Regions from separate parts of the Mus musculus genome. Here region 1 is linked to region 2. A link is a loop called in an ENCODE intact Hi-C map of the cell type or tissue named here. Cell type or tissue: heart. All regions are shown on one strand. Each heading gives the region's core, and the rest is flanking DNA. Links, peaks and the distances in the headings are about the cores only.

Region 1 (11,996 bases), core at 2,611-10,610, 190 kb after region 2:
CATTGGCACAGTGTTTGGTAGCTTGATTATTGGCTATGCCAGGAACCCATCTCTCAAGCAGCAGCTCTTCTCCTATGCCATTCTGGGGTTTGCCCTGTCTGAGGCCATGGGACTCTTCTGTTTGATGGTCACCTTCCTCATCCTCTTCGCCATGTGAGGCTCCCTGGGGTCACCCAGCCGTCCCTGCTGCTTTGACTCCATGCCAGTCCTGGTGCTGGAGTCTACTGAGCTTTACCATTAAACAACAACAACAACAACAACGTTTCTCTAAACCATGTGCCTGTGCCTGTCTTTCTACCCCGGGGGTAGGCGGCGTCTTTGGAATGGTGAGAAGTGACACTTGGGTCAGCCTTGGTGATAAGGCAGAGTGTGGAAGGGTCCCACCGTCTCCCAGGAGGATATGAAATAGCCTGGGTAATGATGTTGGTGCTTTGTCACTTTCAAGTTTAGCATACTGACAGGTGCCATTTCGTTGGGGGCGGGGGCGGGGCGGGGGCGGGGAGCGTTTTATTTTGTTGAGTCCTTAGGGCCATGCTGTGTGGCTCTGGCTGGCCTGGGACTTACTATAGACCAGATTAGCTGTGAAGCTGGGGTTAAAGGCATGCGCCCCCTATTGTTTGTAGCAGGTAACATTGTTGAGGAGCTTAACTTAGAACAAGCGCTGTGCAGAACAAGCGCTGTGCTGAGTGGTGAACCGCAGTCCTGCTAAGCATTAGCTTAAATTAAGCCTGCTTTACACGGGAGAGACCTGTGCTTAGGAGAGTTTGTGCAAAACCCTGAGCGGGGAAGGGGAGTCAGCGTGAGTTTAAAGGTGTCACACAGCCATTGCTCCCACTCGCCCTCAGTCCTGTTTTTATTCATGCCCCACAATTTAAAGTACTATGGAGAAGCAGATTAAAGATAGAGGTGTCAAGCAAAAAAAAAAAAAAAAAAGTTTGAGGGGGATTAGTGAGATGGATCATCAGTTTAGAGAACTAGTCTTCTCTACCAGAGGTTCTGCTTCTGCCTCCCGAATTCTGGGATTAAAAGTGTGTGTGTTACTACTTGTGTTAATAACTTAATGTCCCCAGTCAACGCACTGGTCCCTGGTGTCATCTCTGGAGAGAGCAGACATTTGTCTATGTCTCCCCAGGAAGAATCATACATTCTCCAGCCCCGTCCTCAGAGGCCTCCAAAGCTCTCCTCACAGTCTCCCCCCACGCCCTGCACAGGATCCCTCCAGCTCCCCTGCTCCATCTCCTTTTTGTTTTCCCGGAGACAAGTATCACTCAGTGAAGGAACTCTAGCCAGGCATAGCGTGCAAGCATGGCTCTCGCAGGCCCTGCCCTTCTCTCTTATATTCTATCCACCTTGCTAAAACAGTTAGATGGCATCCCGAAAGCTAGCCACTGAGGTCTGTCCCCTTATTTGTCCACTTCCTCTTTCTGAGGTTGACTACCAAGGCCCAGCTATCAAAGTGTGAAGTCCAGCCGTCAAAAGTGTACGGAAGTACACTGTCGCTGTCTCTCAGACACACCAGCAGAGGGCATCGGATCCTATTACAGATGGTTGTGAACCACTATGTGGTTGCTGGGATTTGAACTCAGGAAGAGCAGTCAATGTTCTTAACAACTGAGCCATCTCTCCAGCCCCAAATTATCATTTTCTTATGGACCACATCAGTCTCCTCTGTATTCAGAGGCAGTCATTTGTCCATCCTCCCGGTTAAATTCCCCTTTCCTTTCTCCCTTGTTCCCTTCCCCTTCTCCCTCATCCTCTATCTTTGTCTCTTATTCCTTGTCCCTTGTCCCTCTGAGGAAGAGAAATCTCCTTTGTGCTGAGAACTTGGTCTTAGGGGTCCTGAGTGGGTACCCATCCTTTCACTCATAGCCCAGGCTGCTTTAGTTTTTGATCTCCCTGCCTCTGCCTCTGGAGTGCTGGGATTGCTTACGAGTGCCTGCCACTGAGCTGAACCTCTGGCTTTCAGTTCTTTGCTCCTGTTTGTAGCTCCCCTCTGGCACATGATCCCTAAGACAGCAGAGATCTAGTCTCTTTGTTCACCAGTGTGTCCCAAATGCCTGTCATAATGCTTAATAAATGTTTCTTAGGGGTGAATAATGATCGAAAGATAAGTTAGAGGAGTGAGGTTAAAAAGGCACCAAGTCCACCAAAAACTAAGATGGATAATGTCTCTGGCCATAACAAAAGGCAAAGTTTATGTGTTTTACCTTCTCTGTAGTGACCCTGGCCTGATTCAACTCTCCACAGCTTTGTAGAGCTGTCTTAGGGTTAGCCAGGTGTAATGCCATGTACCTCGTGTTGGTTTGAATGAGAATGTCCTCTAGTGGGCTCGTAGGTTTGAATACTTGCTCGCAAATAGTTTGTGAACGGTTTGGAAAAGATTGGGAGCTGTGGCCTTGTTGGAAGAGGTGTGTCACTGGGAGTGGGCTTTGAGGTTTCAAAAGCTTATACCAGGTCCAGTCTCTCCATTTTCACTTTTCCCCACCCTTCTTCTCTCTGTGTATCAGGACGTAAATCTCTCAAGGCTCTCAGCGACTGCTCTGGTTGTTGGGGGGGTGGGGGTGGCGCTGAGTCTGGATTGACAGTATCCGTGGGGAAAGCTTCAAGAGCCTGTAACCCTGGTGTTGGGGGAATGGGGCTCAGGGGGAGAGAGGGAGGAGGGGAGGGGAGGGAGAGGGATAAGAGAGAATTCCCTGGGGGCTTGCTGGCCAGCCAGCCAAGCTGAAACATTCTAAGTTCCGGGTTCATTGAGACATCTGTGTCAAAGGAGTAAGGTGAAAAGCACGAGAGTTTTCCTCCAGCTTCTGGCCAGAGATGTGTTGCACACATACATTGCTGTTCATGTACAAACATGCACACACACAAATGCACAAGCACACACATTAGAATAGGTACTCGATGTGTTTGTTGAATGAATGAATAAATGAACAGAAATAAAGGGAAATGTTTTCAGGGGAAGGGCTTTAAGGCACCTTCTCATGTAGCCCGAGCTGGCCTCAAATGTTCTACATAATCCAGGTTGGCTTCAAATCTGCCACGGAGCCCAGGCTGGCCTTGAACTCATGATCCTTCCACCTCACTCCCAGGGGCTGGGATTGCAGACGTACATTACCACCTGTGGTAGAAAGTCATAGTGGAATGGCAGTGCCTCTTGACAGGGTGGGTACTGATGGAAGGGCACATTGATTCTTTCTGGGTTGTCTTTATTGGTCTGGACTGTGTGGAAACCTGACCTTGAATGCGTTAGGAGATGCTTTGCTAGGCAAAGACCTTGAGAATCAGCCCTGTCTATAGCTCAGACAAGGATGCTGGGAAGAAGTGGTGCCAGAGTTCTTTAGCTTAGATAAATGTGTGGATGAAGGGCTGTGCATCGCATGCATGCCTGGTGTGTATTCATCCAACACACATATTGAGTACCTATTCTAATGTGTGTATTTGTGTGTGTGCATGTATGGGTGTGTGTGTGTGTGTGTGTGTGTGTGTGTGTGTGTGTGTGTGTGTGTGTGTGCATGTTTGGACCTGTACAGCAATGTGGATGTACAGTACATGTACACCTCTGGCCAGAAGCTAGAATGTACCTGGACCCAGGATGGTGTAAGACAGGTGTGTGGGACGTGTGTTGGGGTATAGGGAGAGGCTGGCTAGCACAACAATCTGAGAAGAAGGGAGGAACACTCTGCTTGCAAAATAGACCATTGGTACAGAATGCGAACATTTGAAAAGCACTTAATGCTGGGCGGTGGTGGTGCACGCCTTTGATCCCAGCACTTGGAAGGCAGAGGCAGGCAGATTTCTGAGCTTGAGGCCAGCCTGGTCTACAAAATGAGTTCCAGGACAGCCAGGGCTATACAGAGAAACCCTGTCTCAAAAAACTAAAAAAAGAAAAAAAGAAAAAAGAAAAAGAAAAAGAGAAAGAAAAAGAAAAAGAAAAAAAAGAACTTAAGGTTTTCTTTTAGAGGTCTGGTCTTGCTCTGTAACCTTGGCTGCCTGGAACTAGCTATGTTTGAGGGGTATTTAAAAGGCAAATTCAAGCTGGGTGTGACTTGTAATTCCAGCTCAAGAAAGTCTGAAGCAAGAGAATTGAGGCCAGCCTAGGCAACATAGTGAATTTTAAGCTAGCCTGGACTACAGAGTGAGACCCTCTTTCAAAAGCAAAACAAAATTGGGGCGTGTTGGGGATTGGAGAGATGGCTCAGTGGGTGAGAACATAGGCTGCTCTTTCAGGGTTCTGCTCCCAGTTCACAGCCATCTGTAATTCCAGGTCCAGGGGATCCGATGCCCTCTTCTGGCCTCTGTGGAAAACAGGCATGGTAGTGGTGCCCAGATATACAAGCAAGCAAAACACTCATATGCACAAATAAAACTGTATGTCTGTGTGTGTGTATACATACATACATACATACATACATGTGTGTGCGCATGTGTAAACTGTCTCGGTCTGCGTGTAAACATAAAGGCTTGTGTTTGGATCCCTAGCATCCACATGAAGGTCTGGTATGGTGGCACCTGTCTGTAAACCCCGGGGCTGAGGGGTAGGGTGGAGTTAAGTGGATGTCTTGGGGAATCGCTGGCCAGACAGTCTAGTCAAAGTGCTGAACTCCAGATTCAGTGAGGAACCTTGTCTCAAAAAATAAGGTGGCAAGGGACGGACAACAACTGATGTTGACATGGACACCTTCATACACCAGATATAAAAAATAAATAAATAAATATTTTAAAAAACGTAAAGTCAATAGCCTTGTCCACTGGAGGATGGTGGAGAATGGAGAACATCAAGAACGATTTTGAGACTTGAGTCCATGAGTCATCCATCTCCCTTTAGCCTGTCTCCCAGTCTAAAAGCACAGAAATGGCTACTGCCCTCCCTAGCTCCCACCCCTTAAACCAGTTCATTCAGGACTGAGAGCCAGCTTCCAAAGTAGCCATTTTTCTGGGGAGCATACGTCCGTCCATGAGCTGAAGAGCACGGGTAAAGTCGTGGAGACCGACATCGATCAGTTCAGACCCTGGGATAACGGATGTTTTGGTGTGTGTGTGTGTGTGTGTGTGTGTGTGTGTGTGTGTGTGTACACGGGGATCTTGAAGAGTCGTCACAGCGAAACATTTAAGCAGGATCCCCTCCGAAGATGTTCTTTTTGGAATGTTTGAAGAACAGAACAGGTGCTTGCTTGGACTGTAGGGCTTGAGAATTAGGGTTGGAAATAAAGAACGAGTGAACGCACTAAGATGGAAGACGTCCAGGGGCGAGCGCGAGAGTGAGAGGGACCTGTGGATGACACGCAACACGTTGAAAGCCATACCGGAGTTTGGATTTCTCGCTTAGTCTACCTGGGAAGGCACAGGCGTACTGCCTCGATTCTCAGGTCACCTCGGTCTGTACACAATGTTGGGTAGGGCAACACAGAAAGCCCCTGGAAGCTGGGGTGGCGGGAGCGCGCGCGGGGGGCTGAAGGGGGGGTTGTTTCTAGGCAGAAGCTACGGGTCCCTCTACTCAAGTCCAGGGAAGCGGCGGCTTTGGACAGAACCATTCTCAGAAGATGGAAGGGAAGAGAAATCCATCACCGTGGACTCGACCCCACGGAATAAGCTAGGCACTAGTTCATCTCTTTCTTTCTTCTTCTTTTATTTACTTCCTATCTCGTCACCACTGGCTGCTTTCTTGCAGGATCCTGAGTCCTCGGCACCACTAACTGATCAACGGTCACCCCTAGCGCCACGCGTGGTACAGCCCAGTGGAGCCCGCTCCGAGCACAGGTTATAAAGCCCCGGCTGCGGCAGCGGACTGCGGAGTCAAGATGCGCCCGAAAGAGCAGGTGCAGAGCGGTGCGGGAGACGGGACAGGGTCGGGGGACCCAGCAGCAGGCACCCCCACGACCCAGCCTGCAGTTGGTCCCGCTCCGGAGCCCTCGGCGGAGCCCAAACCTGCTCCAGCGCAGGGAACCGGGTCCGGACAAAAATCAGGATCCCGAACCAAGACAGGAAGCTTTTGTCGGTCCATGATCATTGGTGATTCGGACGCACCATGGACCCGCTACGTATTCCAGGGGCCTTACGGTCCCCGGGCCACTGGCCTGGGCACTGGAAAGGCCGAGGGAATCTGGAAGACACCAGCCGCGTACATCGGCCGGAGGCCCGGCGTGTCCGGCCCTGAGCGTGCGGCGTTTATTCGAGAGCTGCAGGAAGGTAAACTGAGTCTCGGGGATCCCGCATTGGGCACTATTTGGGCATCTCCAGGTAGGAGGGGGTGCACCGACTCAGGCGCCCCGCCCCCTTGTGGCTCTTAGTTCCACCTTTCCACCACCCCCGCGAGACCACAGTCTGCGGTGCCGGTTTGGTTTCTCTTTCCCCATCTCCCCCCCCCCCTTTTCCGGTTTCCCGATTATTGTGGGTGCGTCAGGTCCAGAGCTCTCTCGCGCTCTCCGCCCGCCTCTTCGCGCCTGTTGCTGTGGCAGATCTGCGCACTCTCAGTGCCCCCTCCCCGTCTACCGCAGTGCCAGCAGAGGGGCGGGGGCTGCGGGTGCGCTTTGAGCCTGCGCTAGCCCGCAGGAACCAGCCTGCGTGGGTGGGTAGAGGTGTGTGTGTAGGGGAGCCTTTGACCACTACTTGTCCTCAGGGGGTCTGGGTCGTACTTTTCCGAAGCTGGAATGAAGAGGGAGGAGTGGGCGGGGCACTGGGCTTCTGTCCCTCCTCTTCTGGGCGGGGGCAATTTTAGGCTCAGGTGCCCGCTTCTGGGTGCTGAAGAAGTCTACTTGGCCCTCCTGTGACAAGCAACAGGTTTAGGATGGGTGACTGCATTTGTTTTTATGATCGAGGAGACTCCAGTGATGGCTAAGATGCCGATTGGGGGTGGGCATGATGAGCCCAGTATTTTCCCTGACTTCTTATCTCGAGGGGCCCAGAGACCCAGGGGTCTTGAGAGTCCAGTTCCTGAGCCCAGAGGATGGTTTTGCCTTTACAGCATCCAGGCCCCTCCTGAGAAAGCAGGAGTGGGGAGATCCGGAGCTGTGGAGAGGGTGTTAGGGCCAGATGGAGTGCAGTCTCACAATCTTTGTTGTGAGGGGTGTAGTGGTCTATGGGCAGCCTCGGCTCCTTTCCCTGACCCACTTGGGCCTTTCCTCCTGCAGCGTTGTGTCCTAATCCACCACCCACGAAGAAGATCACCGAAGATGATGTCAAAGTGATGTTGTATTTGCTGGAAGAGGTGGGTACCGCCTTCCTCACTCAGGCCAGCCCTCATTTTAACTCTGCCCTACAGGACTTCGGGCTTTTGTCTGTTTTCTTCTTGCCTGGGAGCCAACTTGAAGGCCCCTTTCCTGGAAGGCAAGTAGATTACAGAGGACCAATCTGGACTGATCTTATCAGACCCAGGAGATGGTTAATAGTCTTTGGTACTTGGATGACTGGGTGCTGGAGAGATAGTCTTCTTGTGACCTAGCCCTGGTTTCTCCCTCCTGTTTGGGAGGTCCCGGAAACTTCGAAGGAATTGGAATGGTTGGCTCTTCTTTTGCAGAAAGAACGGGACCTGAACACAGCCGCCCGGATCGGCCAGTCCCTGGTGAAACAGAACAGTGTCTTGATGGAGGAGAATAATAAGCTGGAAACCATGCTGGGCTCAGCCAGGGAGGAGGTATCTGGGTTCCTAAGGACCAGGGAGAGTTCCGTGTGTCCCCTCCCCAGACTAGCACCCGTTCTGCCCCCTTGTGCTCATCTTTCCGTGGCTTCTCTCCCCTGCCCTAGATTTTACATCTCCGGAAGCAGGTGAACCTGCGAGATGACCTTCTTCAGCTCTACTCAGACTCTGATGACGATGATGATGAGGAAGACGAGGAAGACGAGGAAGAGGGCGAAGAGGAGGAACGAGAAGGACAGAGGGATCAAGACCAGCAGCACGACCACCCCTATGGTGCCCCCAAGCCGTACGTGTTCGGCCTTTGTGCCCGGGATCATCCGTTCTCTGAGCCTCAGTTGCTCGTTTATAAATGGGCATGGGCCTGCTGACACTGTCATTGCTGGGGAAGCCTTGGGGACTGGGATCCTCCAGCCCTTACAGTCTGACTCTCATCATCGCCCTCCCCCCCCTGCCAGACACCCTAAGGCTGAGACAGCGCACCGCTGCCCACAGCTGGAAACCCTGCAGCAGAAGCTCAGGCTTCTGGAGGAAGAGAACGACCACCTGCGAGAGGAGGTGAGGACAGTGAGGAGGGCGCGCCCTTGGGCAGGGGATGGTGACAGCCTCACCCCTTCCTTTTTCCCTTCCTCCAGGCCTCCCACCTTGACAACCTGGAGGACGAAGAGCAGATGCTCATTCTGGAATGTGTGGAGCAGTTCTGTACGTGTGACACCGTTAATTCAGAGGAGGGCACTGTCCCAAGAGATGAGAGGATGAGCTAAGGGTTTGGAGCCTGGAGAGCAGAGCTGAGGTCCTGGCTCTGGGACTTGGCCGCTGTGGTAGCCCAGACAGATTCCTTGGTTTCCCTGAACCTTCATCTTTAGAATGAGGACTGATAGCCACGGCCTGCTCCTCATCTTCTCAGGGTTTTGAGAACCATTGTTGAGCGTGGTGGAAGCTCACCTGGAACCTCAGCACTCAGGAGTCAGAGACAGGAGGGTCAGGTGTTGAAGACCACCTAATGTGGGACTCTGGAGAGAGGGGGGACAGGCGGGGAGAGCACGCGCCCAGGAAGGGTAGAGCACTGCAGAACACATAGAGGCCATTAGGGTCTGTCTATTATTTGGAACAGTCCAAGCTGGCAGGGTGGACAGGATGGCAGGGAGGAAGCCAGGAGCTGCCAGAGCCTGGGCACTTAGGGCTGAGACAGTTCACAGTCACACACTGATTCTAGGCTGTGCCTAGCACCAAGTTAGCCTTCGTCAGTCCCTGAGGACCTCAAGCCTACCCACTGAGATGCAGATTCAAAGGGATATATAGCATCTGGCTTATGCTCTTTCCAAATCTCATCTCTGTCCTTCTTTCCCCTGCAAGCCACAGCTGGCAAGTCTCAGTGTCTCTAGCCCAGGACACCTCATAATATATAATGGGGTCTCTCTACCCATCCAGGTCCCTTTTTACCCAGCCAGGATGAGTTTCTGTGACAAAAATTCCAAAATGGCTTCCCATTGGTCCAAGGATAACGGCAACCCCTTCCCCCATCTCTGCGATCTGGTCTCTGCTCACTGCCCTGCCCCTCCCCCTCCCCCCTGCCCATTCCCTGCATCTTCCTTCTCGGTGTGGTGGGGCTTCCATAGCCAGAGGCTCCTTCCAGAGCCCTTCCCAGATTCTGCAGCACTGAGTTGGTCACATGCTCCACCTCTGGGACCCTTTCCTCTTCTCTTCCCTTGACACTGGCTCCATTGTACCTCATTCTATTGGGGTTGAGAGTGCCTGGTGTGGACAAGGGATCAGGTCTTACCAAGACATTCTCCAGTCCCCTGCTCTGTGTCAATAAATGATTCTCCAAAAAGAAGACCTGGGGGAAGAATGCCAAAGTCCAGAGGGACCTCTGTGGGGGTGACGGGACCGAGACTCAGAGCCAGGCTGATCTGTGCTTGTCCTATAGCTGAAGCCAGCCAGCAGATGGCAGAGCTATCGGAAGTGCTGGTGTTGAGGCTGGAAGGCTATGAGAGGCAGCAGAAAGAGATCACTCAGCTGCAGGCCGAGATCACCAAGCTACAACAGCGTTGTCAGTCTGTAAGCTGCTCTGTCAGGCCCAAAGCCCTTCCCTGTGTAGGCATCAGAGTTGGCAGAGATGACGGGAGAGCTGTTCATCCTGCCCAGCCACGTCCCTAACCAAGTCCACCCAGAGAGAATCCTACACACTCCCAAAACCAGGCTGCATGACCCCCACTTTATGACTCCTGTTCCTTGTGACTGTCAGAGACTCTGATATGGGAAGACTGGTGGGGTAGGAGGTGCAGGAGTGGGAGGCCTTGGGGGGGTGTGTCTCACACCTCATGGTTTTTTTTACAGTATGGGGCCCAGACAGAGAAACTGCAGCAGATGCTGGCCTCAGAGAAGGGGATCCACTCGGAGGTGAGGTTCTATGATTCCTAGGCAAAGATCTGGAATGCAGGCCCCCCGGAGGGACAACTTGGCTCTCCAAAGAAGACAAGCAAGTTGCAGGCAGAGCCTTACTGCCCTCCACCCTGACTGGCCCACGGTCCAGCAGATATCAGCTCGTTTGAGGTCTGGAGAGGGTAGAGATCAGGATCTTGGCCAGGGTCACCCAGAATCGCACTGTTTGGGTCTGGAGCTGGGGTCGTTGCTTGTGCCTAAAGCAAGAGCAGGCAGAGTGCCTGACTGGAAACCCCTGGTCCTAGCAGAGCCTGCGAGCTGGCTCCTACATGCAGGATTATGGGAGCAGGCCTCGTGACCGCCAGGAGGATGGGAAGAGTCATCGCCAGCGCTCCTCCATGCCCGCAGGCTCTGTCACCCACTATGGATACAGTGTGCCTCTGGTGAGGGTGCTCTTTTTACCTCGGTGTGCCCTGGGTTTCAGCCCTGCTGGCTGATTTCTGCCTTCAGATTATTTCTTCTGAGTGTTGGGGTGGAATGTCTCCCCTCTTTGCTGTAGGATGCACTTCCAAGTTTCCCAGAGACACTGGCTGAGGAGCTCCGAACATCTCTGAGGAAGTTCATCACTGACCCTGCGTATTTCATGGAGAGGTGTGTGTAGCTGGGATCCTCAGGCTTGCCTGGTTCAGCCATGCTCACTTTGGTCCACCCAGTGCCAACTACCTTTTCTGAGTGGAGAATGGTTGACACTAATGTTCTGACCTCCTAATGTTCAGGCATCCTTCCTGCCTCCTTATCCTGCCTCGCTCACACTGCCTAGCTCTGCGGACTCTGCATGGGGATCAGTCATTTCCACCTGAGACTTTTTTCTTTCTCTTCCTTCCTTTCTTTCTTCCTTCCTTCCTTCCTTCCTTCCTTCCTTCCTTCCTTCCTTCCTTCCTTCCTTCCTCCTCCTCCCCTCCCTCCTCCCCTCCTTTCCTCCTTCTCCTCTCCTCCCCATCCTCCTCCTCCCCTCCTCTTCCTCTTCCTCTTCCTCCCCCTCCCCATCTTCTTCTCTTCCTTCTTTTTTTTTTTAAAGATTTATTTCTTTATTTTACGTATATGAGTACACACTGCAGCTGTACAGATATTTGTGAGCCTTCATCTTGTTGTTGGGAATTGAATTTAGGACCTCTGCCCACTCTGGTCAACCCTGCTCGCTCTGGTAGACCCTGCTTGTTCTGGCCCAAAGATTTATTTATTATTATACATAAGTACACTGTAGCTGTCTTCAGACACACCAGAAGAGGGCGTCAGATCTCATTACGGGTGGTTGTGAGCCACCATGTGGTTGCTGGGATTTGAACTCAGGACCTCTGGAAGAGCAGTCAGTGCTCTTACCTGCTGAGCCATCTCACCAGCCTTCTCCTTTTTGAGGCTGGATTTCTCTGTGTAGCCCTGGCTGTCCTGGAACTCACTCTGTAGACCAGGCTGGCCCCGAACTTAGAGATCTGCCTGCCTCTGCCTTCCCAGGACAGGTGCCACCATGCCTGTGCTCCCTGTGAGTTTTCAATGTTTATGGCCCAAGGAATTTGCAGTTTGAGTTTCCTCAGTGTTCCGAAGGTCCTGATCTCTGTTAAGGATTTAATGAGATGGTTGGTGGGGGGGAGACATCAAACGTGGGGTGACCTGGCTAAGGTCCCCACCCCCCATCATCTGTCTTCACATTTCAGCCGCCAGACAACCCCTTGTTGCTGGTTCTGTAAGCGGAAAAACGCTGAGAAATCTGTGTTTTTTGGGGGGGGCGGCTGCTCATCTGCTGGTTGTTTTGGGAATGGCTGTGCCCTCTCCATTCAGATCTCACCTTCTAGGTGGCTTTTTACTCAATGTGGCTGGAGATGAAGGTGAATAGCCCTGGGACCCAGTCCCAGTTTGGCTGCTTTGGGTTCTTTGGGCAAGCCATCTGACCCATCTGAGCCTTACTATAATGGATTTATTTCTATGA
Region 2 (11,996 bases), core at 1,676-9,675:
ATGGAAATGGAGGGACATTCAGAGGAGCCTCAGTAAGGAGCTCAGAGCGAAGCACTCGGGAGGCAGAGGCAGGTGGATTTCTGAGTTCGAGGCCAGCCTGGTCTACAGAGTGACTTCCAGGACAGCCAGGGCTACACAGAGAAACTCTGTCTCAAAAACAAAACAAAACAAAACAAAACAAAACAAAACAAAACAAACAAAAAAAGGAGCTCAGAGCATGTGGGGTGGATCGAGAGTCTAAGACTCCAAAGTCCTGCTCCTACAAGACTCTCTGTGGCCCTGAGAACCGTGAAATATGCTTGGTTGGGTCTAGCTGGATTCCCAAGATACCTCTGGAGCCGAGGCCGAATCTCACGGTGGCCCAAGATGGGCAGAAGTGAGATGTTCCCAGTGGACTGTTAGTAGGGTTTTGAAGGTCCACGTGCTCTCAGAACCAGGCCCCTTACCTCAGCTTGCTTGCTTAAGAAGGAGAGGTCGCCTTTGTTCTCCAGCTTGATTGAAGAAGGACCTGCAGGACAGAGGCTGGGACTGAGCAGGGCCAAGCCCCTCAGGCATGACCGATCACATACTTTTATGTGGAAATGGCTGCCTTTGGCAAGGAGATGGCAGAGGCCTTGGCAGAGGTGGCTGCAAGCCACCCTAATACCAGAATGGTGCAGGGTGGTTGGTAAAACACTGTCCTAGACACTAGGTGGGCCCCCCACTAGCCCAAAGCCACAGCAGCCAGATTTCCAAATACAGAGAGATCTGGGATGAAGGGAGACTCTGTCATGTGCTATTTCCACACTTTGCTATCCACAGGGACAAGTTCTCCTTCACTTCCCTCTTCCCTCTGCCGTGGAGCTGGTGGATAAAACTAACCCTTGGGTACTTGTATGGTGGCGGAGGAGCCAACCTCAGAAAGGCTGGACTCAGAACCCAACTCTAGTTTATGTATGACTTCAGAAAGGACAGCTTCAAAGCAGCCCACCTAGCATGGCTAGAAGGTCACTCCTCAGAATTTTGACCTGTGACCTCAGCAACAGCCAAGTCTAAGTGTGAGAGTCCCCCGGTGGTAGCTGCTTGCCCTCTGCACCCTTGACCTTGCTGAGCCTTCCTAGATAAAGGCACAGCCCCTCGCTCACTCACTTCCCACCGAGTTGTTGATGGCTTCCTGGGCCTTCTGAATTCCTACTTTGAATTCCCGATCAGGTCTCAGTTTGTAGCCTCGATGATAGAACACCAGGGCAAACTCAAAGTCTCCCATGGTGTACAGTGTCTCAGCCTTCTGTAAGATCCCCTGGAATGAAAGACAGTCAAACCCAGGTGGAGAGCCAAGACCTTAAAGGACTTGCACGGTAGCATGGAAGGGTCCCAGGTTGAAGGTCAAGGCTGGAGGTCAAGGTTGGCCTGCGAGAGGCAGGGAGGCACTGAGGAGGAAAGGGCATCAGACACTAAGTGACCCAGCTGGTTCTTCAACTCCCAGTAACCAGAGTCTGCTGCAATGGAAATGGCGAAAGCAAGACTGAGCCCTCCCATCCGGCAGTCACCTTGCAGAAAGTCGGGTCGTTCCGAAGTGAGGCCTCAGCATCGTTCAAGGACTTCTCTAAGTCTCCCATCTTCAGGTAGCATTTGGAGCGGGCAACCAGGCAGTTCTTATCTCCACTTTGAAGGTGAAGAGCCTGCCAAAGGGAAGTGCAGATTCCAGGAGGAGCAAGGCGGCACCCTGACCCAGAAGGGTGGCAGTTTCAAGGGGACCCTCCAGGTCAGTACATGGACTCCTGCCTCTGAGTCTCATCAGATGCAAGCAGCCCAACCCATTGGCTCAGCGAACGTGAACATCTCTATCTGTATGTGGCTGATCTCGGAGAAGGCTCTATCTCGGCTACTGAGGAAGCCACTGGCTAAGACGTAGGAACTGGCTGGGCTGAGGATCTGTGACTTTCTGCCAAATCCTTCCAGCAGTACAACTACAAGATGGTTTATGTCGATCAAGTTCAAGAAACCTGAGTTGGCTGCACACATTTGCAATGTAAATGTCAAAGGCTAACGTAAACAGAATAGATTTCAGGACTATCTAAAACTCGGGTCACTCATCCCCGAGCCTTTGTGTGCAAGGCCTAGAATGCAGAGTTTTATGAGTGTTGGAGCAAGTTCTCTCTACCTTTGAGTTATACCTAGTCCGAGTCTTCTCTTTTTCTCCTTCCCTCCTTCCCTCTCTGTCTTTCTGGTTTGTTGGAGTTTCGTTGTTGTTTGGTGTGGAGATATAATTTCAAACTGTAGCCTTGACTGGCCTGGAGCTTGCTATGTAGATAGACCAAGTTGGTCTCAAGTACTCTGCCAAGCTCAGGTATGTACCACCCATGCCCACCCTCCTCTTATTTCTTCACTTCTTCAGTCTTTGGAGTAGCCGGGATTATGGATGTATGCTGTCACACCTGGCTTGAGCCACCATCTCCACCATCTTATTCTTCCTCCTCCTCCCCTCCCTCCTCCTCCCCTCCCTCCTCCTCCTCCTCCTTCTTCATGTAGTAAACTGAGAATTATCACTATTTTGGGGAACTAAGACACAGATGTGAGGAAGACAGAAGCCATCTGGAGGCCCTAGTGTAAGGATGGGCACTTCTCTCACACACACACACACCTCCCCCACCATGTCCCGAAATCTTCCTTCCTTCCTTTCTTTTTTTAAAAATTAATTTCGTGTGCGTGTTGGCCCATGTGGTTCTATGCATGCAACAGTGTGCATGTACAGCTCAGAGAACAACTTATAAGACTTGGTTCAATTTCAGCCAATCAGACTTGGCCAAAAGTACCTTTCTCCTCTGTGCCATCTTTGTCTGTATATTTCTTGAGACAGAGCCTCACATAATCCACGATGGCCTCAAACACATTATGTAGCTGAGGCTGCCCCTGTACTCCTGATCTTCTTGCCTTAGCTCCCCTAAATGCTAGGACGACAAGCAGAGTCATCACATCCAGCTATGTCCTGTCCCCTTCGGACTGAGATTGTTACAGCTGTGGTGAATGTCTGCCCTGGTCCAGGGGTAACCAAGACAGAAGAGAACATTGCCCCAAGGGAAGGTGGCTCTGCACTAGAAACTGGTGCCAGGAAAGACAGACGTGATCCCCTAGGCGTCAGACCAAGTCTGCCCTCTCTAAGACCTTCCTTCTTTTCTAGGAAGAGGAAGCAGCTGCTATCTTTCCTAGAATGGGAGGGCTTCCTAACCTGCCCTTGGGGCCATCTTTACTTTCTGTCTCAGCTTCTCTAGGACCAGATTGCTCCATGAGAGAGGGGAACTGGCGGAACTCCTAACTCCATATGCCCATCAGGTCGTCATTTCTCTTAGAGGCTGTGACTAGGGAAAGAGGTGAAAGATTGGGGGATGGTAGAGAAGCTGGACTTGAGGGAAGTCTTGGGATTGGTTAGTGGGCTGACACTCCGTTTAAGGGTTTGCTTTAATTTGGTTCTTTGGAAACAGTTTTGCCAGTTTAGCTCAGGCGTGTCTTGAACTCACTATGTAGCCCTGGCCAGCCCCAAACTCAAAATCCTCCTGTCTCAGCACCCTGAATATTGGGATTTACAAGTACCACCATGCCCCGATGCTATGCCAAGTAGAGCTGGGTGTGGTGGTGCACGCCTTCAGTTCTCAGGTGTGTACTGAGGAGGCAGAGGCGGGAGGATCTCTGAGTTCGAAATAACCCAGTCTACAGAGCAAATTCCAGGATGGTCAGGGCTATACAGAGAAGTCCCGTCTTGAGAAAGGAAGGAAGAAAGAAGGAAGGAAGAAAGGAAGGAAGGAAGGAAGGAAGGAAGGAAGGAAGGAAGGAAGGAAGGAAGGAGGCTATGGGCTCCTCATGTTACTCAGAAGAAGAGCAACTGGCAAGCATGTGGGGTCGGAGCACCAGCACCCCAAAAGAAAAGTATAGTTTCTAGCAAAGGAAATGGTTATTCTGTTCTGGAGGCAGGATCTCCAGTATTCCACGCTGGCCCTGACCTTGCTAAGTAGCCATAGATGATCTTAAATCTCTGTTCCTTCTCTCTCTCTACCTGCCAGCTGCTGGGACTGAAAGTGTGGGACAACACACTCAAAAGCAGGATCAAACCAGGGCTTCATGCACACAAGGCAAACACTCTACCCAGCTAAGCACTGTCTCCAGCCCTGCAAAGGAAAAGGTTATCAGAACACCTTGCAGTCTGGAGGTTGGCACCCCAGGCAACTGGAGTCTGAATGCTTGGCTCACAGGATCCTTCCTCCACTACTCCAGCTAGTTCAGTGCAGTGACCTTGGGCATGTTACCTAACTTTTATATTCACTTCCTCATATATACAAAGAAAACAATAGTAACCCCTTCCGCTCCCCGACATCCTAGACGGACACACACTGCTTAGAGCAGTGAGTCTAATATCCTAAAACGACTCCCAATCCCTGTAGGGTACAATGGTGTAATTTTCAATAAGGTTACTACAGTACGCCCTAACTTCACCGACAACTTTCTTACAGGCAAGCCTGTGCCAAAGACTTCTACATTTAGCTTCTTGGGCAATCTGTGGCTAAGGATGGGAGACTGAATTTATCAAGAGAAAGGTAATCATGAAACATTTAATGATTGGTCACATTATGTCTCCAACTGGCAGGCATTAGTGAGAAACTATAAGAGAAAATGGCAAAAGTCAGGGTTTATGTGTGACAGTGGCATATCATGGGAACCAGGAGTATGATATCCACAAAATGGACCTCAGGGCTGCTGGTGATGAAAAAAAAATGGTAATTGGGTGGGACTGGAGATTTTTTAGCAGCTAAGAACACTAACTGACTGACTGCCTGCTCTTCCAGAGGACCCAGGTTCAAGTCCCAGCACCTACATGGCAGCTCACACCCCTCAGTCCATTTCCACACTCTAAGAGGGAAGTATGCATGTGGTCCATGCATGCTGGCAAAACACCCATCACATACAAATATTTTTCTTTAAGTGGTGAAGTGTGTGTGTGTGTGTGGTGGGGGGTGGTATCGTGTTGATTTATTGGTTAACAGCACTTACTATTCCTGTAGAGGACCCAGATCTGGATCCCAGCACCCATTTGGTGCTACATAACTGCCTGTAACTCCAGTTCCAAGGGATCCAGTTCCCTCTTCTGGCTTCCAAAAGTACCAGGCATGCATGTGGTATACATACACACAAATCTTTCATCAACAACACAATGGTGGTGGGTCCAGGTAGCAAGCTGGGGTTCCATCATTCCAGAGGCCAACTGCAAGATAGGGAGTTGGCCTCCAGAGGACATAAGGAGGGCACCTTCCTTTCAAATCATAAGTTGGGAATGAGGGTGCACATTGGAAGTCATCTCTCAGGAAGTAGGGGTAGTTCGAGACCACCCTGGTCTACAGAACAAGTGTCTATCTCAAAAGAGGAGCGGAGGCGGGGAGGAGGTTGAGAGAGGAAAGAAGAGAAAAAAAGAAGAGGGGAGAGGAGAAGGAAGGGGAAGGGAAAGAAGAAGGGGAGGAGGAAGAGAGGGAAAGGGAGGAGGGGAAAAGAGGAAGGCAACACAGTAATAGGATCAAAGCGCAACTCACGTTGGTAAAGCTTTGAATGGCCTTAGTGAACTCCCCGCACAGATAAAGCCTCTCCCCCTCTGCCATGTAAGAGGGAAAAGTGCTTCTTAAGATATCACCGTCCGACATGGTCACCCTACTTTTGGAAATTCTGAAGCAGATTCAGAAAGGAAAAGAGGCTGGAGAATCGCCGGCTTGTTTTGGGACAGCCCGGTCTCTTAGCAACCTAGAGAGATAGTCTAACTTCCGGTCCCTCCCCTCCCCTCCCCTGGCGGTGTTAGGCCTCCGGGTGAGCCCGCCCAGCGTGCTCATGCGCCTGTGTCGCCACGCTGCGCACACCGGTCAGACAAGTGCTGAGCGCGTGGCCGGCGGCTGCAGGACGCTGGCGCTCCAGAGTGATCGCTGTTTGCTTGTAGGTTGCTTCTCCCCTCCAGTTGCCACGTGGAAAGCCTCGCAGACAAAGCAAGCCAAGAAAATGAGAATTGGAGGCAAAATTCCAAGTAGGATTAAGGCTTAAGCACTCCAGGTCCCATTAGGAAGGAGAGAGAATTTTGGAACCGGAGTCAGAGGGCTTGGGCAGCCTTCTCTCTTGTCACTTCTTAGCTGCGTGATCCTTGACCAAGCACATTAGGGAACTGAAAAGTACGCGTTCTACCTGCCAAATGAACAGGAAAATAATAGAGCCCTCAGGGACGTGAGGATTTGCATGAGAATGCAATGGAAAGTGTGATGGGTTTAGCTTTCAATGTCACATAGTTATGGAACACTTGCTAATAGCAAGTCTAAACTAAGGTCTAGCCTGACATAATTCTGCAGCCATTCAGGAGTAATGGCTGTGGGGATAACTCAGTTGGTAAAGCGCATGCTAAGCATGCAGCTCTCTGTTTCAGTTCCCCCAACCCTGGTACAGCCCAGTGTGATGGCACCATCTTGTATTAGCCAGCCCTGGAGAGACAGAAAGACATGCATTCCTGAAGTGTCCCCTGGCATCTACATTCACATGTGCACAAGCACACACATGTTCACACACACACACACACACACACACACCACACAGACACAGCAGTACCTCTAAGTACCCATAATATCTTAGATAGCTAGCTCAGTTAACTGCCTCAACTATATTGGTTTTTTAAAACAGTCTTGGAGTTATACATGATTTTGAGCCACCACTTGGGTGCTAGGAGTTAAACCTGGGTCTTCTGCAAGAGCACCAGTGCTCTTAATCCCTGAGCCATCTCTCCAGCCCAGAATCTTGTCTTAAACTGTCTTTCCAGAATTCAGCTGAGCCAGGCTTGGTGGCCTGGGTCTTTAATTTTCTTACTCCAGAGACAGAGGTAGGAGGTTGGTTGTGAGATACAGGCTTTCTGGTCTCCATAACAAGTTCCAGGCCAGCCCTGGCTACACAGCGAGTTTCAAACACAAAAACAGAAACAGGATCCAGCTTAATGGGCATGTATTAGGAACAGAATCCAGCACACAGTAGGAGCAAAGCAAACCGTTTTCAGTCTCTAAAAAAGATGTCCTTACTGGCAAATGTATAAACACAAATGAGCACAACATCTGTAATTCTAGCACTTGAGAGACTGAAGCAGGATTGCCACAAGTTCAAGGCAGCCTCAGTTACATAGTGAGGTGAAGGCCAGCCCAAGTAACAGGGGAGTCTCTGTCTCAAGCCACCATAACTGATTACTTGGGAAAATGTGGTAAAGTCAGAGACTTTCATTAGTGCCAATACCCTTGTTGGTTGTTGATGTTGTTGTTCTTTTGTTTTGTTTTGTTTTGTTTTTCGAGACAGGGTTTCTCTGTGTAGCCCTGGCTGTCCTGGAACTCACTCTGTAGACCAGGCTGATCTCCAACTCAGAAATCTGCCTGCCTCTGTCTCCCAAGTGCTGGGATTAAAGACAAATGCCACCAATGCCCGACTATTGTAGTTATTTTTTAAGATTTATTTATTTTATGTATTTTAAGTACACTATAGCTGTCTTCAGACACACCAGAAGAGGGCATCAGATCTCATTACAGATGGTTGTGAGCCACCATGTGGTTGCTGGGATTTGAACTCAGGACCTTCGGAAGAGCAGTCAGTGCTCTTATCTGCTGAGCCATCTCTCCAGCCCTGTTGTAGTTTTTAAAAGTTTTTCAAGATTACCATTGGGGGAAATGACAAAGGAATACCTAAGCCAGGTATGGTTATGGTGGTGTACACAGACAGTCCCAGGACAGAGAAAGAGGGTAGCCTGGAGCTCAAGGATAGCCAGGACCACTTAGCAAGGCTTTATATCAAAAGGAAAACAAACCAAGCAAACAAGAATACACAAGGTTAGCCGGGCGTGGTGGTGCACGCCTTTAATCCCAGCACTTGGGAGGCAGAGGCAGGCAGATTTCTGAGTTTGAGGCCAGCCTGGTCTACAAAGTGAGTTCCAGGACAGCCAGGGCTACACAGAGAAACCCTGTCTCGAAAAACCAAAAAAAAAAAAAAAAAAAAAAAAAAAAAAGAATACATAAGGTTCCTTTATAACTGCACATTGATCTGCAGTTTGATTTAGAAGATGACTGTCTTTTGGCGGGCTGGGGAGATGGCTCAGTGATTAAAAGTGTGTGCTCATCATGTACTGGATCAGTGTTTCATTCCCAGCGTCCATGTCTGGTGGTTCACAGTCCCCTGCAGCTCCAGTCCTCGTGAGATCTGCTGCCGCTGGCCTCCTAGCACGGCTGCATTTGATTCCTCAAGAGTCCAGAGAAGGTAAAGCTGCCCTTTTCTGAAGATATTTGTTACTCAAGAGTGAGAGGTGTGTGTGTGTGTGTGTGTGTGTGTGTGTGTGTGTGTATACACTACCATGTTCATGCTGGAACTTGAACCTGGGTCCTGTGGAAGAGTAGTCATTGTTCTTAACTGCTGAGCTATCCCTCCAGCTGAGAGAGAGAGAGAGAGAGAGAGAGAGAGAGAGAGAGAGAGAGAGAGAGAAACATGCATACATAGAAGTTTTATTTGTAGTAGGCACAAACTAGAAATATTCCTATGCTATGTGAAAAGTTTGTCATATAATGAGTTACTACTCAGAAGGAAAAAAAATGCTCTGACATGTGTTTAATATAGGTGACTCTTCAAAAAAAGAAAAAAAAGATTCCACGAGCTGTGTATTGTAGCACTCTACTGTAAAGCCAGCCGTTGGAAGACCGAGGAAGAAGAACTGGTAGACTGAATCTAGCCCGGGCTATATGGAGAGCTCTCCTGATCCCTTGACATAAAATATCACAATGATAGTAAAATTAGATATAAAATTCTAGGAAATGTAAATCAATCGATACTTTCCCGAATACAAATAGTGGTTGCCTAGGAAGTCACCTGGGGGTGACAGGTTTGGGAGGGGTAGGCTACAGAGAAGTCATTAGGGAATGTTTGGAGATGAAAATGATGTGTGTAGCCCGGTGGTGCTAATGGGTTCTTGGATGGCCACATGTGGTAGAACTCACAGACTTACTCAAATGACTTCTGTGCAGGTCTCTTGTTAGCCCTGCCCCTTTTCATTCAGTGCTAGAGATCAAACCTAGGACCGAGCCCATGCTACCAAGCAGTCTACCATCATCTCTCTGTCCCTAGCTCTATTTCCCCTTTTTATTTTGTGTCATTGGCTGATTGATGATGGACTGGACGACAGACAGTGTCACATGTACCATTGGCTGATTGATGATGGACTGGACGACAGTGTCACATGTGCCATTGGCTGATTGATGATAGACTGGACGACAGTGTCACATGTGCCATTGGCTGATTGATGATGGACTGGACAACAGTGTCACATGTGCCATTGGCTGATTGATGATGGACTGGACGACAGACAGTGTCACATGTACCATTGGCTGATTGATGTTGGACTGGACGACAGTGTTACATGTACCCATCTGCTCTTGAGGTCCTTGAGGAGCTGAGGATGACCTTGCACTTGCCGTCCTGGTTCCCAGCTTTGGAATGCTGGGATTGCAGGTATGTACTGCCACACCAGGTTCATGTGTTGTCAGAGAGCAAACCCAGGATTTGGGGCATGCTAGGCAAGCCGCCTATCAACTGGGCTACGTGGATAGCCTTTTTCTTTGTATTTTTAGAACAGGGTGCTAAATTTCCCTAGGCTGGCCTTGTAATTCTTCTCTCTCTCTCTCTCTCTCTCTCTCTCTCTCTCTCTCTCCCCCCTCTGCCCCAGATAAGCTTTGAGCTGGCAAATCCACTGCCTCTGTCTCCAGAGTAGCTGGGATTACCATCTCTCCAGGCCCAGCTCCCAAGTGCAGTTTACCATACATTAATTACATTTCAATGAAGCTATTTTATTGTATGTGAATAGGAGTTTTTCTTGCTTGCATGTGTATCTGTGCACCATTTGCCCAGATACTGGGACCAGAAAAGGCCACCAGAAGCCCTGGTACCATAAAGTTAGTTAAAGATAGTTGTAGCTGCCATGTGGGTGCTAGGAATTGAATTCATGTCCTCTAGAAGAGCATCTGGTGCTTCAGCAGGTTAAAACCTCTGAGCCATTTCTCCAACCTGGAGTTAGCAATTTTACCTGTTACACTCACTGTTGTGGAGATCTTTCTTTCTTTCTTTCTTTCTTTCTTTCTTTCTTTCTTTCTTTCTTTCTTTCTTTCTCTTTCTTTCTAACATTGAGAACAGTTTTATTACAGTTTCAAAGAAAAATCCCAGGGCAGACAACTGTACATGTGAGCAGCTGCCAGGAAGAGGGAGACAGATAAGAAAAAGAAAAGGTCACGGCCTTTGAGTTCAGCCAGCATGGAAGTCAGCCACGCAGTGGACAAACGGCTGCATGTCAGAGATGGGAGCTCTGGAGAAAGAATAACAAGGCATAAAGCACGGGAGGAGGCATACGTGGGCTCTAGCTAGAAACTAAAAGGAAAAGGTAAAAGCTGTAGGGGGGTTGGAAGGGGGGTGGAGTGCGTGCTTTTAATTCAAGCACTAGGGAGGCAGAGGCAGGAGGAGCTCTGTGAGTTTGAGGCCGGCTTGATCTACGTAGCAAACTCCAGGACATCCAGGAATACATAGATAAATCCTGTCTCAAACAACAACAGAGAGAGAGAGAGAGAGAGAGAGAGAGAGAGAGAGAGAGAGAGAGAGAGAGAGAGAGAGAGAGAGAGAGAGAGAGTAGCAGAGGAGAAGAAGAAAGAAAAGTCTTATCTTTCTGACTCAGAAAGTCTAGGTCAGGGCAGACCCTGCACAGCCTTATGGTGGCTCCAGGACTGCCATTTATTTGGCTTTTGGAATAGGACTTGTCTAGAGAGCACAAGCTATCTTAGAATTCACAATCTTTCTGCCTCAGTTTTCTGAATACTGGGATCGCAGACAGGTGCCATCATGCCTAGCTCCACTGTTGCTGGTTCTTAATTTGTTTCTCCTAATGAGTAGAGATGTTGAGTATCTTCTCATGGGCTAATTAGCATCCTCTGTATACCTTCCTTGCGCAAGTAAACATTCTCATCTTTCAGCCATTTCTAATTTGGGCTGTCACGTTATGTATTGTGGATTAATTGTCTGCACATTGATACTACTTAATAAATGTGTCTCTTTTTGTGATGGAGCCTGGTGCATTGAGACAGGATCTTACACTATAGTCTAGACCAGCCTGGATCTTAAGACAATCCTTCTGCCTCTGTCTCATGAGTGCTGGGATTACAGGGATGGAACAGGACCTTGTTTTCTACTGTCCTCTGCTCTCCATTCGGCTTTCGAGAGTCAGCCATGTCAGTGCACACAAGCTGCAGGTCAGTTACTTTGCTTGCTATAACCCATGCATCCAACCCTTGCTGAAAAGAGCTGGGCTCTAGGTTGGAGTCACATCAAATTGTGCTGTAGGGACAACTTCACAAGTGTTTCCTGGTACATGGGGGTGTGAGATTCTCAGGAATGTATACCTAGGAGTGGACCTGGGGGGTCTCAGGGGTTGTGATTTTTTTACCAGGTAATGACAGTTTCCAAAAGAGTTGCACAAACTACTCACCCTCCATCTGCAGTCAAGTCCCTTCCTTAGGCCTCAGTTTTTCCAGTGTATTCTTTGGAAAATAAGAGTTTAGACAGTTGGATTTCTTTTTCATTTTTATCTTTCCCTCCTTCCCTTTTCTTTCTTGCATGTATATGCATGTTAGTTTATATGCATGTGTAAGTATGCCCAGGCTAGAGCAATATGTTGACTCTTTTGCTCTGTCACTTTAGTCCCTTGGGACAAGGGTCTCTCATTGGACCTGGAGTCGGGCTGGCTGTCAACAAGCCCCAGTGATCTTGTCTCTGTCCTCTGATCATGCTAGGGTTACACTTGGCTGCAACTGACTTTTAAATGGCTGCTGGGGATTCCAACCCTTCTCTCAAGATAGCACCTCAAATGTTCTTATCTGTTGAGTCATTTCCCAATGAGCCATCTCCTCATCCATCAGTGGTTGGATTTCTGTCTCTTTTTGGTT

What was found. Hi-C counts contacts between places; a loop is a spot of excess contacts. Peaks named below come from ENCODE experiments on the same cell type or tissue, not always from the same donor. Only the 100,000 strongest peaks of a DNase experiment are listed, where the experiment ranks them.
Region 1: it touches region 2 in a loop (2.9-fold over the local background); 9 of 42 quality-filtered maps call a loop at or near these places.

The regions. Positions count from the first base shown.
Region 1 is chr11:100,349,877-100,361,872 of GRCm38, reverse strand. It overlaps Hap1 (huntingtin-associated protein 1), which reads left to right and starts at 5,732. Exons shown (of 13, transcript NM_177981.2): 1 at 5,732-6,183; 2 at 7,125-7,201; 3 at 7,511-7,627; 4 at 7,738-7,916; 5 at 8,086-8,185; 6 at 8,263-8,329; 7 at 9,558-9,688; 8 at 9,968-10,030; 9 at 10,321-10,455; 10 at 10,572-10,663. The coding sequence starts at 5,796. It also overlaps the pseudogene Gm10039. In heart, for the core only: CTCF peaks have their summits at 4,298 (motif pointing left), 6,270 (motif pointing left) and 9,567 (motif pointing right); DNase peaks (open chromatin) are centred at 5,472, 5,812, 6,422 and 6,612; H3K4me3 peaks cover 2,648 bases; H3K27ac peaks cover 1,843 bases; H3K27me3 peaks cover 4,732 bases.
Region 2 is chr11:100,539,468-100,551,463 of GRCm38, reverse strand. Ttc25 (tetratricopeptide repeat domain 25) reads right to left here and starts at 5,856. Exons shown (of 12, transcript NM_028918.3): 1 at 5,556-5,856; 2 at 1,530-1,661; 3 at 1,129-1,279; 4 at 447-508. The coding sequence starts at 5,663. In heart, for the core only: a CTCF peak has its summit at 5,886; a DNase peak (open chromatin) is centred at 5,833; H3K4me3 peaks cover 1,426 bases; H3K27ac peaks cover 2,113 bases.